Regions from separate parts of the Homo sapiens genome. Here region 2 is linked to region 1. A link is an interaction called in ENCODE POLR2A ChIA-PET data of the cell type or tissue named here. Cell type or tissue: OCI-LY7. All regions are shown on one strand. Each heading gives the region's core, and the rest is flanking DNA. Links, peaks and the distances in the headings are about the cores only.

The links. Peaks named below come from ENCODE experiments on the same cell type or tissue, not always from the same donor. Only the 100,000 strongest peaks of a DNase experiment are listed, where the experiment ranks them.
Region 2: POLR2A ChIA-PET joins it to region 1 with 5 read pairs; 4 of 35 experiments call an interaction of 5 or more read pairs at or near these places.

What each region holds. Positions count from the first base shown.
Region 1 is chr14:75,222,566-75,225,478 of GRCh38, forward strand. No RefSeq gene overlaps it. Among named protein-coding and RNA genes, the nearest start is that of TMED10, 47 kb to the left of the region's middle. RefSeq lists enhancers at 1-54, 55-952. In OCI-LY7, for the core only: no CTCF peak of the experiment used is centred there; a DNase peak (open chromatin) is centred at 1,366; H3K4me3 peaks cover 855 bases; H3K27ac peaks cover 1,714 bases.
Region 2 is chr14:75,409,203-75,412,115 of GRCh38, forward strand. No RefSeq gene overlaps it. Among named protein-coding and RNA genes, the nearest start is that of JDP2-AS1, 17 kb to the right of the region's middle. In OCI-LY7, for the core only: no CTCF peak of the experiment used is centred there; no DNase peak of the experiment used is centred there.

The sequences.
Region 1 (2,913 bases), core at 189-2,688:
GTAAAACTGTGTGAGCTTGGCTGACTCCACCTGGTGTCATGTATGCCCACACTGCTGTTCACTAGCTGGAACCCCCGACTGCCTCCTCCCCGTCACTGGTGCCCCTTAGTCTGTAAGAGTGGCCTTCCTTCTCTCAGGAATCATCCTTGACTCTTTCCCTCAGCTCCACATCGAATCCGTCAGCAAGACCCATCCACTCTGCCTCCAACACATCTCCTGTGTCTTCCATTTCTCTCCATCTTTGCTGCTCCTACCTGGCCTAAAACACCATCATTCTTTCCTAAACTTTTGCAATTGCCTTTTCATTGGTCTTCCTGCCACCACATGCCTTATTTTCCACACCACAGCCAAAATGATCTTTTATTTTTTAAAAAGTATTTTTATTTATTAAATTTTTTTGACACTGAGTCTTGCTGTCGTCCAGGCTGGAGTGCAGTGGTGTGATCACAGCTCATTGCAACCTTGACCTTTTGGGCTCAAGTGATCCTCCTGCCTCAGTCTTGCAAGTAGGTGGGACGACAGGCATGTGCCCAGCTAATTTTTTTTTTTTTTTTTGAGACAGAGTCTCGCTCTGTCACCCAGGCTGGAGTGCAATGGCATGATCTCTACTCACTGCAACCTCCACCTGCCAGGATTAAGCGATTCTCCTGCCTCAGCCTCCTGAGTAGCTAGGACTACAGGTGTGCGCCACCACACCCAGCTAATTTTTATTTTTGTATTTTTAGTAGAGACAGGGTTTCACCATATTGGCCAGGATGAAATCGACCTTGTGATCCGCCCACTCGGCCTCCCAAAGTGCTGGGATTACAGGCGTGAGCCACTGCGCCTGGCCCCAGCTAATTTTTTATTTTGTTTTTTTTGTAGATACAGGGTCTGATATATTGCACAGGCTGCAAAATGATTTTTTTTTTCTTTTGAGATGGAGTCTCACTCTGTCATCCAAGCTGGAGTGTGGTGGCACGATCTCTACTCACTACAACCTCTACCTCCCAGGCTCAAGTGATTCTCCTGCCTCAGTCTCCTGACTAGCTGGGATTACAGGCACGTGCCACCACACCTGGCTAATTTTTGTATTTTTAGTAGAGATGAGGTTTCACCGTGTTGGCCAGGCTGATCTCAAACTCCTGAACTCAAGGGATCCACCTGCCTCAGCCTCCCAAAATGCTGGGATTGCAGGCATGTGCCACCGCACGTGGCCTGCAAAATGATCTTTTAAACAGATTGTATCACTCCCCTGCAAAGCCTCCAATGGATTCCAGACAAACCTTCAACAAAACCCTTAATCCCTACAGGATGTGGCCTCTGCTTGCTTCTCAGACCTCACTCCTGCCACTTCCCCCACCCCCACACTCTAGCCACACTGCCTTTCTCTCTGTTCCTCAAACAGTCAAGCTGGCTCTGCCTTAGGGACACTGCAGTTGCTATTCTTTCCATCTGGACTGCTTTTCTCACTCAGTTTCCCACGGCTGGTTCCTTCTTGCCATTCAAGACGCAGTATAAAGGTCACCTTCTCAGAGAGGCTCTCCCTAACCACCTGTTCTAAGTAGCCACTTAATCACTTGCTATCACATTCACCTGTTTTAATTATTTGCATACCACTTATCACTATGGGGTTTTTTCTTTCTTTCTTTCTTTTTTTTTTTTTTGCCCCAGGTAATCTGCAGTAATGTGCTCTTTAAAATTTTGTCATTTTGGCGGGGTGCAGTGGCTCACACCTATAATCCCAGCACTTTGGGAGGCCAAGGTAAGTGGATTGCCTGAGCTCAGGAGTTCGAGAGCAGCCTAGGCAAAATGGTGAAACCCTACCTCTACTAAAAATACAAAAATTAGCCAGTGTGGTGGTGCAAGCCTGTAATCCCAGCTACTTGGAAGGTTGAGGCAGGAGAATTGCTTGAACTCAGGAGGCGGAGTTTGCAGTGAGCTGAGATCGCACCACTGCACTCCAGCCTGGGTGACAGAGTGAGACTCTGTCTCAAAAAAATAAAAAAATTAAAATTTTGTCATTTATTCATTCATTCATTTGTTCATTCCTGTGTCCTTCCACTAGAATCTATCCCCAATGCCTAGAAGAGTGTCTGGTATATAGTGGCTGCTCGATAAGTATTTGTTGAATGAATTTTTGAATGAATGAATCACATTTTTCCTTGATTAATTCAGTTAACAATTTTCATCTGTTGGGGCCAGATACTAAGCTAAAGGCCATGAGAAACATAAACAAGACACATCAGCTCTCAAGAAGTGTTTGATTCATGATGTCTGAGATGTACTTTTAAATAATGCAGAAAAAAAAGGAGGACAGATGAAATACAACTGGCCAAATGTTGATGACTATCGAGGTAGCATGATGGAAAAGGGGGGTTATTACATTATTTTTTGACTTTTGTGTATCTTTCAAAATGTACATAATAAAAAGGTATTTTTGGCCAGGTGCGGTGACTCACACCTGTAATCCCAGCACTTTCGGAGGCTGAGGCGGGAGGATCACTTGAGGTCAGGAGTCCCAGACCAGTCTGGCCAACATGGTGAAACCTCGTCTCTACTAAAAATACAAAAATTAGCCAGGCGTGGTGGCGGGCGCCTGTAATCTCAGCTACTCGGGAGGCTGAGGCAGGAGAATTGCTTGAACCTGGGAGGCAGAGGTTGCAGTGAGTCGAGATGGCATCACTGCACTCCAGCCTGGGCAACAGAGCAAGACTCCTGCTCAAAACAAAACAAAACAAAACAAAACAAAAAGGTATTTTAAAATTTTTATTTAAAAAGCAGCTATGGCTAGGCATGGTGGCTTATTCCTGTAATCCTAGCACTTTGGGAGGCTGAGGCGGGTGGATTGCTTGAGCTCAGGAGTTTGAGACCAGCCTAGGCAGCATGACAAAGCCCTGTCTTTACAAAAAATACAAAAAATTAGCTGGGTGT
Region 2 (2,913 bases), core at 321-2,820, 190 kb after region 1:
GTGCTCTAGGCCTTTCTGCTTCTCCTGAAACCTTTGTGTTAAAGAGGCTGCTGTGCCTTGACTCCTCCCTGGGAAGGGATTAGCAGACCATGATTTAATGGCCCTACCAAGTGGTGGAGTGGGGGGCCTAGGGGGCTGGTCTCAAATCTAGATCTCCCCCAGATTGACTGGGATTCTTCTTCCTAGCTCAGCAACCCCTGTGACTAGCAGCTACACTGGTTTTATAAGAGCCAGCCCATTTTAGCTAGAGCAGCAGTCGATAGCTTTGTGGTATGGGCGGCCATACATCATTCATATTAAAACTGGCCACTGCCATGCCTGAGACATCCTGCTGAGACAGCAAGTCTTTTGTCAGCTGCCTTCTCTTCCCTTGACCCATTTTACTTGGCAGTGGTTCTGTCTTGGGAGTCCCAGGCCAGGGAGTGACTGACTGGGCAGGTGTCCTCCCTCTTCCCTGTCTCTGCCCTCTTTGGCGCCTCCTCTCGTTCTTTCTACTCTGAGTGTTCAGTGCTCTCAAGTTTTCTCAGCCTCCTCCATTGGGAGAAAAAAACACCAACAACTTATAATTGCATCCCTGCATTGGCTATTTAATTTGCTCCTCTTTCAGGCCCCTCTCTCCACCATTGTCTACTCCTGTAGCAGGACGTAGTTCTACTGATGAACAGCCTGGTCCGGGCCCCGACTGTCAGACCAACTGTGGTCCTTGGCTGGGGGTCCACAATAGTGTTCTTGGCTGGTCCTGCCTTGAGGCCTTGAGATACTGTGTCAGACTTCGTACTAACAGCCGTACAAGTTAAGTGTTATGGCCCCATTTTACAGACATGAGAACTGAGGTTCCTAGTCAAAGTCACATAGGAAGGACTCAAACCCAGACCCGCTGGACTTTTAAACCTGAACTGTAGTCTTCTGGGTAAAGGGGTTTCTCACTGTGTCCCTGAACCATTCCCCACCTGCTTCCTACTCCCACCCCTGTCTGTCACCATTTCCAGGAGTCTGAAATTCCCCTATTAAGAGATTTCTTCCTTGAGGCTGAAAGTATTTTAATTTTCAAGAGCCATTAGTCTGCAAAACCCCTGGGAAATAGAATCCCCTAAACTTTTATTTTCTAACACCAGAGTGGGGAGAGTTTAGTAGGCCAGTTCTACGGGAGGACATTGAGGGGACAGGACAGACAGGGGTAGAATGAAGGTGTTTGATTCACTGAGGACCCCTTCTCCCTGGTGCTTTGATGAGCCCAAGTTTAGCTTCCCACCTGGTTCCCGGGGGCCCCACAGCTGATCATTTCCAGCGAGCTATTTTGAGAGAGCAATTATCCTGAGAGTGCCTTCAGCTCCATCAAGTACAGTTTAATAAGGCTCCTGGGGAGCTGTGAGCTTCAAGTGCTGTGCAGAGTGGCAGAATGGGTAGGGACACGTGCTCTCTTCTACCTACAGGACCCCAGCTTCTGTGGCTCTGAGAGCCAGGCACTTGGCAAGATAGGCCTGAGTAGTGGTGTGTGTGTGTGTGTGTGTGTGTGTGTGTGTGTGTGTGGCAGGGAGGGGAGGTTCAAACTGACCCCTGGTTGTCATGGCAACCCGTCCTTGAGCCAATCTTATGCTGATCTGAGTGTTTCTGAAGACAAGCTGTAACTTCCTGGCTGACAGTGTTGATTTAGACTGGGTTGAGAGACCCTCTAGATTAAGGGACCACCCTATTACTGGCTTTGACACTGTAGGCTTCCAGGATTCAACCCAGGAATCAACATTTTTATTTCTGACTCAACACGGAAACCTCTTTGCTGACCTGCAGTAATAAACTTGCCCCTTCAATATTTTCCAAGCATCAGTGATATCTGACTCAGGGCCTGAAGGCAAGTGACAAACATCTCCTGTAGGTAGGAATTTATTCCATGAATTTCCCTTCACTGTCTCCCTTCCACCCTGCCTTGATGCTGAATCCACATGGACTACCCTCTTTTCCTGCATATTTTCCATGATATAGGACGCAGGAATCATAATAGCGACTAGGGAGTAGTTCATCAACCTGCCGGGCGTTGTAATAAACACTTGACATGCCTCATTTATCCTCACTACGATCACAGAGGGTACACACAAGGACTCATTTCACACACGAGGGCACTGATGTTCGTGGAAATGAAGTGGCCTGCCCAGGGTCACTGAGCTGGGCTGTGGTAGAACCTGGACTTGAGCCCAGCTTGTCTGATTGTTGAGCCTGGGCTGGAACCATTAGCATCCTGCCTTTCTGGCTGACCTCTGCGAGCAGAGCCACTCATACATGGTGATATGGATAAACTTAACCATAGGAAATTTAAACAAGGCTCCAGGTGGTGGGGTCTTCCCCTTCACTGCCACTTCTGCATTGAATGACCTGGGAAGAAAACCAATTTGTTTAAAGGTGAAGAGGCACCCCTTCCATAATTTAAGTATTTGGAATATATTTTTAAATTTTAATTAATTAATTAATTTGGAGGCAGGGTCTCGCTCTGTTGCTCAGGCTGGAGTGCAGTTGCTTGATTGTGGTCCACTGCATCCTCAACCTCCCTGGCTCAAGTGATCCTCCTGACTCAGCCTCCCAACTATCTGGGACCACAGGCACGTGCTGCCACACCTGGATAATTTTTAAAAAGTTATTTGTAGAGATGAGGTCTTCCTGTGTTGCTGGTCTTGATCTCCTGGGTTCAAGTGATTCTCCTGCCTTGGCCTCCCAAAGTGCTAGGATTTTAGGTGTGAGCCACCATGCCTGGTCTAAGTATGGGAATGAATATCAACCTGACACCTAAAAAGTTCACATTTTATTTAAAATAGGAATGTAGTGATTTCCAGTCTTTTTAGACTTGCAATGCTCTGTTGCTTTTGTTGTTATTGCTACTTGCTTTTTCTTTTGTTTTTGTAATATCCTTTCTGTAAAAGGACA